2 separate regions of the Homo sapiens genome follow, and region 2 is linked to region 1. Evidence: chromatin contacts called from ENCODE Hi-C data. All regions are on one chromosome and are shown on one strand. The core of a region is the stretch at or near the end of the contact, and the rest is flanking DNA. Distances in the headings are between cores, read along the strand shown. Region 1 holds the start of SLX4IP (SLX4 interacting protein). Region 2 holds the start of LINC00652 (long intergenic non-protein coding RNA 652).

The links. Hi-C counts contacts between places; a loop is a spot of excess contacts on that map. Pooled maps may share reads with other maps.
Region 2: a map of CD4-positive, alpha-beta T cell shows a loop between it and region 1 (12-fold over the local background). The contact joins the promoter of LINC00652 here to the promoter of SLX4IP in region 1. A Hi-C loop is called at or near these places in 4 of 168 maps with a recorded cell type or tissue (CD4-positive, alpha-beta T cell, CD4-positive, alpha-beta memory T cell, CD8-positive, alpha-beta T cell and 1 more) and 5 of 50 pooled maps.

Annotation. Positions count from the first base shown.
Region 1 is chr20:10,432,614-10,438,142 of GRCh38, reverse strand. SLX4IP (SLX4 interacting protein) reads right to left here and starts at 2,838. Exons shown (of 8, transcript NM_001009608.3): 1 at 2,690-2,838. It overlaps MKKS (MKKS centrosomal shuttling protein), which reads left to right and starts at 3,921. Exons shown (of 6, transcript NM_170784.3): 1 at 3,921-4,035. It overlaps LOC128706665, which reads left to right and starts at 3,921. Exons shown (of 3, transcript NM_001394148.2): 1 at 3,921-4,035. LOC128706666 reads left to right here and starts at 3,921. Exons shown (of 3, transcript NM_001394149.2): 1 at 3,921-4,035. RefSeq lists enhancers at 2,685-2,734, 2,895-3,124, 4,015-4,074.
Region 2 is chr20:18,791,037-18,796,226 of GRCh38, reverse strand. LINC00652 (long intergenic non-protein coding RNA 652) reads left to right here and starts at 1,643. Exons shown (of 4, transcript NR_026883.1): 1 at 1,643-2,059; 2 at 2,424-2,562. LCDR (lysosome cell death regulator) reads right to left here and starts at 2,178. Exons shown (of 1, transcript NR_026885.1): 1 at 162-2,178. RefSeq lists an enhancer at 1,963-2,502.

The DNA.
Region 1 (5,529 bases), core at 1,589-4,088:
AGAACTGTAATACCTTTCCCCTGGTGATTTGCATGCATAAACAAAACCTTAAAGCCCAGAAATTTAATTATCATAAAATTTAACAATAGTTAATTAATATTTACATGGCTGTGACTATGTGCCGGGCACTATGACAAGCATTTTTCTTGTATGAATTTATCTAACGTTCACATCAACCCTATCTTACAGATGAGGAAACTGAGGTAGTGAAGGGATAAGTTATCTGATCAAGGTCACAAAGCTGATTAGTAGAGGAGCTAGAATTTGAACCCAGGGAGTCTAGCTCTAGAGTTAATTTCCTAACCCATCATGTTCTACTGCCACACACAATATGAGGTATGTTAATACTAGAAGCAATGAATATTGTACTTGTAAAATACTTTTCTTTCTCACACTCACAGAATATAAACATTCACTACAATTGGCAACACCACATGAAACTAAATAAAAAACAACAGTGGCTTTATTTTCTTTTCCCAATTAATAGATGGAGGGAGGAGAAGCAGAAAGGCTGGACAACTTTCTTAGGACACAGAGCAAATAATTGGCAAGTTGACCAGTTACTGGGAAGCTGGTTCCTTACATTCTTAATCCAGATCTTTTCATGGTTTTCAAAATCCCGATTATTTTAAGTAACACCATAAGGGAGAGAAAATCTAACATAGCAACATAAAACGTAAAAGTTGTTTCTGTTTTCTCATACTCCTTACTGGCTCTTTAATTTCATCCAGAGGGTCTCAATCTCTGCAGATACAGGGCTGGAGTCTGTTTTTAAAGCTCCCAGGTGATTGTTACGTGCAGCCAAGGCTGAGAACTCTTGATTTAGTCTTCTCATTAAAGAAAGACAGAAGGCAGCTGGGTGCAGTCGCTCATGCCTGCTTTCCTGCACTTTGACAGACCAAGGCAGAAGGATCGCTTGAGCCCAAGAGTTGGAGGTTACAGTGAGCTATGATCCCACCACTGCACTTCAGCCTGGGCAACAGGGTTATACCCTGTCTCAAAAAATAAAAATAAAAGAAGTAAAATAAAATGGGAAGACAGAAGAAAGCAAGGTGCCACAAAAAGCTTTGGTAAACCAAGGCCCAAGGTTTTCCAAGTCAGTATTGAACTGCTGTCCACATGCAAACTTTTGAGTTCAACTTTTAACAAATTAAAAGTACAAATATGCATACAAGATATGAGAAAGCAAGAAGCACAGTAAACAACTTTTAAAAAAAAAACGCAAACCAGTGGTAAATTGGATGCTAAGACTTACAGAGAAAACCCTACATTTCAGATGTTATAACAGAAATTACATATAAGTATATTGGGATGACAAAATCTCTTTTCAACTTTTTGGAAAGCTAAATTGACGCCCTAACATCAAGTCAATGAACTAAAAGCACAGAAAAAAACCTGTCAAATATCCATTGCATTTAGAACATGCAATAAATTGATAATACACTGTGAATCTAGTTAAGAAGCACGGGTTGAACAAAGAATGGGCCAGGCCGGGCGTGATGTCTCAGGCCTGTGATCCCAGGACTTTGGAGGCCAAGGCGGGTGGATCACCTGAGGTCAGGAGTTCGAGAACAACCCGGCCAACATGGCGAACCCTGTCTCTACTAAAAATACAAAAATTAGCCGGGGGTGGTGGCGCGCGCCTGTAATCCCAGCTACTGGGAACGCTGAGGCAGGAGAATTGCTTGAACCCGGGGGGCGGAGATGGCAGTGAGCCAAGATCGCGCCACTGCACTCCAACCTGGGCAACAGAGCGAGACTCCATCTAAAAAAAAAAAGAAAGAAAGAAAGGGCTGTATCTTTAGCCCATGCCCTGAATCAATGTTCCTTGAACTTTAAGGTACACTTCTTGAGGAAGATTCTGATTCAGCAGCTCTGGGGTGAGAGTCATGAAGTGTAATTCTAACAAGCTCCCAGGGATGCTGATGCTGGTGGTAGGTGAAATGAACTTGGAGCAACAAGGCCCTAAGTAACTGGAATATTAGTTTTAACGCTAGCCAACTGGCTTACAAATATCGTTATGTCTAGGATCCAAGAAGTAAGTGTCAATACCATTAATTCCTACACCCGGCCAAAAAAATTAAAAACTAAAAATAAAAAAAAATAGTTCAGGGGAAGGAGAAAGCAAATACTTGTTTATACAGTCTAGCAGTGCTAAGAACCATAAAATACTGTTATTTGTCTCAACCTAGTAGATGTCAAGGTGATAAAATGTAGGCTCCATGAGTTAATGGATTTTTTTTAGCTAACTCCTGAATCCTTATGGCCTAGCACAAATTAGGTACTCAAGAAATGCAATGAATAAATGAATGAATGGGAAGTATATACAAACGCAATCTGTATTTACCTCACATCTCCAAAAATGTCTGGGAAGGGGGAGGTATTTGTACTGCTGGATGCAGGTAGCCATGATTTGATACAAATACCTGGCCCATCTACTGCATTCCCTTTGTGCAAAGACAGTTAACTTTCCTGAATAATATCTCCACCGTAATGCCCATGCTCATGGCATCCTGATGTTTAGCAACTTTTTGGCTTTTTGAAAACAATGAAGAAAGGTGGAAGTACAGGGAGAAGGATTCGGAAAAGTCTCAAAAAATCAAAGCCAAAAACCAGGAGGGAGGAGATGGGCAAACAGTTCAGTTCACTTGAAGGAACATCTGAGGTTGTCAGAGGTCCATGTGCTTACCTATGATGGTGGCGGGGTTTGGGCTCGGGCTTTATATGTTTTGTTACTGTCCAGGGTCACTGGCGGAGTAGTACCTGGCTGTGGAAACTCGGACTACACAGGTAGCCGGAACTGCAGCCAACCTTCAGAAGCTTAAGGGAAGCACTTTCGCGCTTACTTCCTCCTTCCCAGGGTCTCCGCGCGCGTTTGGGAACTCAGCCGCCGCCCAAACACAAAATGATCTGGGCAGCTTCGCTGCAGGATTGAGGCCACAGCCAGGATTTAAGATGGCAGCGAAACACTTCGATGGCCCGTGGAATCTGCCCAAAAGAAAAATGGCCTCTGTTCAGAATATCGCGGCTTTCAAAGTGGGCCCAAAACAAAAATGGCGCCGGACGCAGGCTATTTTTAAAGGCTGGGACCCCAATGACTCTCATTAGCAAATAACGTATCATGGTAACTCACGGTGCTAGGCAGTTGAACTGACCGAGAGAAAAAAAAACGCTTTTCTGTGGTGTGTTTTCTTAACATTGGAAAATGACTAGCTCAAGAATGGAACATATATTCGGTGCGAAAGATTGTGAGAAAGGAAAGGTAGCTTTCACAGTGCCGGATAAATTTTAATAAAAATAGCCATGTTTGAACATAACTTCCTATATGTTTTTTAATGTTAAAAGAGAATAAAAGTTTTGTCCTGGAACCCAGAAGCAGGATGGGGAAATGCCGGGTGAATTATCTAATCTGTGAAGAGTACGAGCTGCGAAACTCCGCACTTCCCTGTAAGCCCTCAGGAAGGACTGAGGGCGGATGCTTTAGTAGAAGGCAACTAGCTCTCACGGCGCATGTCCGTTTTCCAAACCCGATCCCGGGAGTTACGGGAGAGTAAAAATCCTGATTTTCCAGACAACCGCACAGAGAGGCGGGATACTGGCGCTGAGCGACAAATCCAAGCGCTTTGTAATTGGTCATGTCAGGACAGAGAGCAGAGCGCAGTGGACTATTTCTTTCTTTCATTCAATAAATCATTGTCAAGCGCTCACCAAAAGGCAGAAGCTGTGCCATTTTGATATGTTATTTAAATTTTATGCGTTCTTTTAAAATTTCAGTTTCAACAATTTGCTGGAATATACGCTGAATAAACTTCGCTCCCCGTTTTTTCCGGTGACGGCCGCTGTTGGCTGGAGCTTCACGGAAAACCCGGAGAAGCGGAGTGGGGGCGGCCCGGCGTCGACCGCAGAGCTGCGCGTGCTCCGTGCCCTCGCGCGACGCGAAGGTTGTCGGGATCCGCGGCAGCAGCGGCTGCTTGAGATCTGTTTCTGGGGCCTCTGGCGGTGGCGGCCTGGGGCGGCGCGACGGCTGGTGCGCAGGTGAGAGCGCTGGGACTCTAGGTGGAAAAGCCCGCTTTGTGTCCGGCCGAAGAGAGGGGAAGGGGCTTGTAGGCGCCTCCCTCTCCACCCCCAAAGGTCACCGGTGTCCTCACTGAAGGATATTTGAGGGCGGGGACAAGGAGGAGGCTGGCTCTCTGTAGGAGGCGAAAGACCGACCTCTGAAATAGCTGCCGATGGTAAATGTTGCGGTCGGCACGGATGCGGGCGGCGAGGAGGTCTTCCCGCCGGTGGGGAGAGCTGGAGGAGTGGCGCCTCACCACGCTCCCACCTGCGCTGCCGCCTTCTACGCCGAACCTGTGACTCCCCGTCCCCTCCCTCGCTGGGAGGGGCCCCGTGTGCCCCTGACTGTCTGGAGGGTGCACGGTGTACCCCAGGCTGTCGGGAGGTGGGGGCCGCCCTCCGACGGCGTTAGAGACGTTGTGCAGCGTGGCCCTGCCAGCTACGTGAAAGCAGCCGCGGGGCTTGCAGGGCTGTGGACCTTGTAGGGATGACCCTCTAAGGTCATGCTCGTCTTCCTCCCCGATAAGACCATACCCAAATCCTGTTGCCGTTTCAGAGACTCAATATGACGGTTTCATTCATTCATTAACATCTTCAGTTTATCCATAAACAGATATACACGTGTCTACAGCACTGCCGAGTTAGTAGATACGGCAGTGACCAAGAGGGACTTGCACGGTCCTGACTCCATGTTCTAGTGATGGGGGAGAAACAATACGCTCCCTATCCATGAGTTCCGCATGTGTGAATTCAACCAACTGCGGATAGAAAATATTTTGGGGCGGCGGGGTTTGGTGGCTCACCCCTGTAACCCCGCACTTTAGGAGCCCGAGGCGGGCGGATCACTTGAGTCAGGAGTTTGGGGCCAGCCAGGCCAACGTGGCGAAACCCGGTCTCTGCTAAAAGTACAAAAAAATGAGCCGGGCGCAGTGGCGCACGCCTGTAATCCCAGCTACTTGGGAGGTTGAGGCAGGAGAATCGCTTGAGCCCTGGAGGCGGAGGTTGCGGTGAGCGGAGATCACGCCACTGCACTCCAGGTTGGGCGACAGAGACTCTATTTAAGAAAATAAATAAATAAAAACATTCTGGGGGAAAAAAGATGGTTACATCTGTACTGAACACGTGCAGACCTTTTTTCTTGTCATTCCCTAAACACTGCAGTGTAACAACTACTTACATAGCATTTAACGTTGTATTAGGTATTATAAGTAGCCTAGAGATTATTTAAGGTACATGGAAGGAGGTGGCAAGTTGTGTACAAAACTACACGATTTTTTTTTTTTTTTTTTTTTTTTTTGACAAAGAGTCTCGCTCTGTCGCGCAGGCTGAAGCTGGATCTCTGCTCACTGTGCAACCTCCGCCTCCCGGGTTCAAGCAATTCTCCCTGCCTTAGCCTCCGGAGAAGTTTGGGATTACAGGCACCCGCCACTGCACCTGGCTAATTTTTGTATTTTTTAGTAGAGATGGTGTTTC
Region 2 (5,190 bases), core at 394-2,893, 8.4 Mb before region 1:
GAATATATTTTTTACATCCCAGTAACTCATTTGAGACTTTTAAACACATAGAACAAAGATCATGCCCTCCCTTCCTTCCCAGATATCATCACTGCAGGAATCTGGCCCATATAAAAGCATTCCTATTTTAGGACAAAACTAAACAAAGGCCCAAAGACATATGAATATCTAAAATTGAAAAAGTTTATTTATCTTTGAATATATCACAAGTATACTCAACTGGCAATATTTTTTTTAATTAGGTAAAATGTACAAGGTGTATCTTCCCACAAATTAATGAAACTGATTTTGAACAAACAAAATTGACACACAGATACATTTTCTAAGTGATGCACTTTTCCAATGATGTCAGCATTACTCAAAACATTTTTTAGAATATAAACATATAATTGATTTTATAATTGCTGTCAGAAACAAAGGCACATTCTTTTACTGTCCCAGAACATTCAAGATGCTTTCAATTTATTACAAGTACCAAAAGCAGCCACAACTCAAATGGCTCAAGCAGTTAAAGGAATTATTCTTTCCCATAAAAGCGGTCCTGAGGTAGGGCTACAGTGGCTGAACTTCTGCTATGATAAGTATTCAGGGGTTTCCCAGGACACAGCATCAATGCTAAAACTGGCAAAATCCCAATGGACTGATCCCTTCAATGGATGACAGGACCCTCTATGGCTGAAAGACTCTAAAGTTCTTAGTTCTTAGCTGTGACAGGACAGAGAACCGACATGTCCCACCTGCAGCCACACCCATCCCCTTATTATTACTAGATCTTATCAAAAGCTGACTTGAAGAGGAAAAAAGGCCAAAAGACTTCTTTTCTTCACCTAACCGCCGATGCCCTCCTTTTGGTTTTATGGTTCCAACCTGACAGCTACTCTGGGCTACAAAGAGCCCCTTCTTGACAGATGACTGCCAGCTGCAGGCTAGATCAGACTGGTCTCTGGAGATTGCACAGATCGTGAACTTGTGCCCTATGTTTCACCTTTTTGCATTTACAGCCTAATTATAATACATTTAAATGTTAAATCTTCACCCCAGAGTGAACACAGGTCATCCGCTTTTGGATATTCTTCATATGTAAGCCCAGTGCGTGTCTCTAACGAGTTTCCTCCATGAATTTTCATAGGCTTCTCCTGTATGCTACAGAATACGTATATCCTACCTCTCCACCTAGCATAAATACCTACCTTTTCTCCTTCAAAGTATGCTTTATGGCCTCAGGTAGAGGCCTGCTTCCTGCCTGCAAGTTGTAACCTCTTAGAAATAGTTATATTTTGTTTATTTTGATTCTTTTCAGTCGACACATGCAAACAGGAACGAGTTGGCTACTTGAGGGTTGGTTCCTTGTGCATCTCAGTGAGTCTTGAAAAACCCCAGATCCGTCCTTCCTTCCTGCCGCATGTCATCCTAAGGCCAGTGTCTGTCAGGGAGGCAAGGCAGCAGCAGTACTTTTGGGAAACATCCAGAATAACATTAAAAAGCCCCTTTTTCCCCACACGTGTCTTTTATCCAGAGGGTCTGTTTTCCACAAGTTCTTCAGTGATTTCTCCCCAGTCTCATTGGCTGGGATTGGCTTTCACGCCTCTTAACAGGATTGACCATGGTTCATCAAGGGTCAACTTGAAAGCTGAACCCTGCCAACTTTCCCTGAATCTCCTGACTATGGTGGAGGAGTGTGGATCCTGGAACTAAACTGAGGTGATAGGGAGGAAAAGAGAGAAATCAACAGTAAACGCTGCACATCCTCTGTCTGGTAAATGTGCATCACTGATTGTATCCAATCTAGATTCAACCAGAGAGACGGAAGCATTAAGAATGACATAGAATATGGAATTTGCTATAGGGATTTGAGCTTCTACATTTGCGGGAAGGAGCGAGTTGAACACTTAGGAACAGCTGTTGCTGCCGTGTCTGGTGGGGGGCCTGAGAGTGGCAGGACAAGCAGCCTGCCCCAGAAGTGGAAGAAACTGAAAGTGGAGTCCTGAGAGCTGAATCTGCCGCAGGCCCGCGGGCCGCCCGGGAATTAGGAAAGTTAGAGGGGATCCACGCCCACAAGGTAAGCCAGCAGATGGGGACAATTCCCCGGGCTGCGACAGTCCCTAATGTCGGGCACCTACCTTTCAAGCCTACGAGACGACAACACTGCGTCACTTCCGCCTCACGAAGCCCGCATCAGGTCACGTGGCGTGTGCTAACCCCGGAAACCTACAGGCAAGGAATTCTGGGAAACGTAGTTCCCGCTTAGCTAGGTTGACATGGTACAAAGCCACATTACCACGCTAAGTGTGGCTTTGATTTTTAGAAACCGCCTCATGCTAAGTCTAGGGAATACAGTGGTTGAATGGGGTGAGCGCTGACCTTTAGCTATTCTGGAGGAACATGTCACTTTCACTTATTTTCTTTCATGTTTTCCCACCCAGTGCTATGGACTCTGATCGCCCAACCAGAGCAAACCCAGAAGGACAACTCTCCAAGCCTTTCAATCACTCCCACTAACCCGTATTGTGGACACACTATTGTGAGGCCTACTAAGGATGTACTGCTGATGACCTTTTGAAGGTAAGTCAAATGCAGTTAATCCTAAGAGGTTGGTTAGCCCCCTGCATCTTACTGAACACAGTAAATCAAAAGCGCTGTGCCCTTGAGACAAATATGATAAATTCCCTCTGCAGTTTTGAAATGTTTATCAATGCTAAACAAGGTAGGGGGATGTGGGGAGCATGAAAACAGAAAGACAAGGTCTGACAGACACATGGGAGAGATGTCTGTTTCAGAGGCTTAGTTCAAGTGGTTACTGTATTTAGGCTATTTAATTTAAAGGTGGTTACTGTATTTACATACACATCAGAGAAGTCCAAAATTTTAAAGTAAAGATCAGTTTGCAAAGATCTTGTCAAATTATTCGTTTTAAAATGAGGACCCTTATAACAACACAGGTACTTGAAAATATTTTGCTAATGAAAGAAGCTGGACACAAAAGATTACACCATGTACAATTTCATTTATATGAAGTTCTAAAACAGGCAAAACTAATCTATGGTGGGAAAAAAATCAGAATAGAGTTCACCTTGGGAGTTGGGGGTAGACTTAACTGGAAAGGGGCCTAAGGACACCTTCAGGGATAATGAGTGTATGCATTTGTCAAAATTCACCATAGGGGTGAAGAGCACTGATGTCTGCCACTTATTTGAAAAGCATCAAAAAATAAGATGGATTGATGGATGTATACAAGCGTAGGTAGACATATACATAAAACAAATACAGCAGAATATTAATTGCAGAATCTATGTGGCGAGTATATAGTTCAGCCCAGGTCTGAGTCATAGACAGATGGATGTCATAGATAGATAGTCATAGATAGATACCGAAATACTGATTGGGGAAGAGATAGTAAAGAAGTCATGGGAAAAGGATACAAAAAAAGAGAGAAAAGTGGCCGGGCACAGTGGCTCATGCCTGTAATCCCAGCACTTTGGAAGGCCAAGGTGGGCGGATCAGGAGGTCAGGAGAACGAGACCATCCTGGCTAACACGGTGAAACCCCGTCTCTACTAAAAAAAAAGAAAAAATACAAAAAATTAGCTGGGCACGGTGGCGGGCACCTGTGGTCCCAGCTACTTGGGAGGCTGAGGCAGGAGAATGGCGTGAACCTGGGAGGCGGAGCTTGCAGTGAGCTGAGATCAGGCCACTGCACTCCAGCCTGGGCGACAGAGCGAGACTCCGTCTCAAAAAAAAAAAGAGAGAGAAAAGTTACTGTCAGTTAATAGGAAGATATCAACAGACAGTCCAGACATTCAGAATATTTAATGTGATTCACTCTAACCTTTAAATTATATGATATACAATCAACCTGATGAGCTCCATTTCTCTCATAGTTACTAGGTGCTTGCTATGTGACTACCCTAAGCCAAGCACTTTTGCAAGCATTGTCCACAGCACGCTAAGAATCCTCCTCTACTTATTCTACTCTTAATAGCCCTATATTTGTCCATTATAACATAATGTGCTGCATAACAGACCACCACAAAACTCAGTGGTGATCTGAGTGGCTCACAATAGTAAACAATTATTTCTTGATTACATGTTTTCAGAGTGGCTAGTGGTTGGCCCATGTAGGCTGAGCTCAGCTGGTCCATCCTTCTTGGACCCACAGACTCCCTGGGGCATGTTCTTCTCATGATGATGACTGCAACACAAGAGGGCAAGACATCCTACACAAGCACATTTCAAGATTTTGCTCACATCATCTCTGCTAAAATTCCTTTATCCAAAGCAAGGAACACAACTGGTTCAAATAAGCACAGGCCTCCAAATATCCAGATCTAAAAATGGAGTGTTCACCTCAAGCTCCTTATTTATCACTGCAAGAGATTCTGGGGCTGGCAGCTAGTGACATGAGCTGGAATCCTCTTCCTGAAATTGCTGTCTTCTTGGATGGGCTCTCCACATCTTCCACCACGAAGTAAAAACAATTCTTGTGGGTGTAAGTAGACCAATTCAAGTGGACAATTTTGTTTTGCCTCTTTCAGCTTCCCCCAAGGTAGAATCCCAAGGGGACAATTACAAACATCTGGCCAAGAGAAGGAATACAGGCCACTTATTTTTCTGCTTTAGGAGAAGTCAATTAGAGTTTCCATTTCCTCAGTTAAATGTCACCTTTTTACAACATCCTGGAGGGAGAGTTGGCAGCCCTGTCATTAGGGGGAAAAATTCTTTCAGGGAAAGGCTTATTGTCTAAAAAGATACAGAAGGGTCCAGAGATGAAAGGACCTTCTCATGCTGTCTGAGTTTCCCAGAGTTCTCGGTTTCTATTTTGAGCTGAACATTTGGCTTCCCTGGTATCCTCAAGTGAGCTTTTTCAGCTCAGCCTCCCTGCATCACTTTTCTACCATTTGCAAAAAAAGGATAATAAGACTTGCTGCTGGGTAATGCATATAAAATGCTCTAAGGAGCTTGGAGGGAAGGTAGGCTTCTCAAGGGGAAAGCTGTCAGCGTGTTTTATCCTGATCTCCAGATATTTTCAGTGTCTGGTACCCCTCATTAGAGCATCTGGTCCTTTCTCAGAGAAGTTAGATGAAAGCCAAAATAAATGGAGCAGAGAGGATCCCTTCTCCTGCCTCTGCTGCAAAGGAGATATGTCAAGTTGAGTGATGAACGATTACTCTTCTTCACTTGCTAACACTTTGTA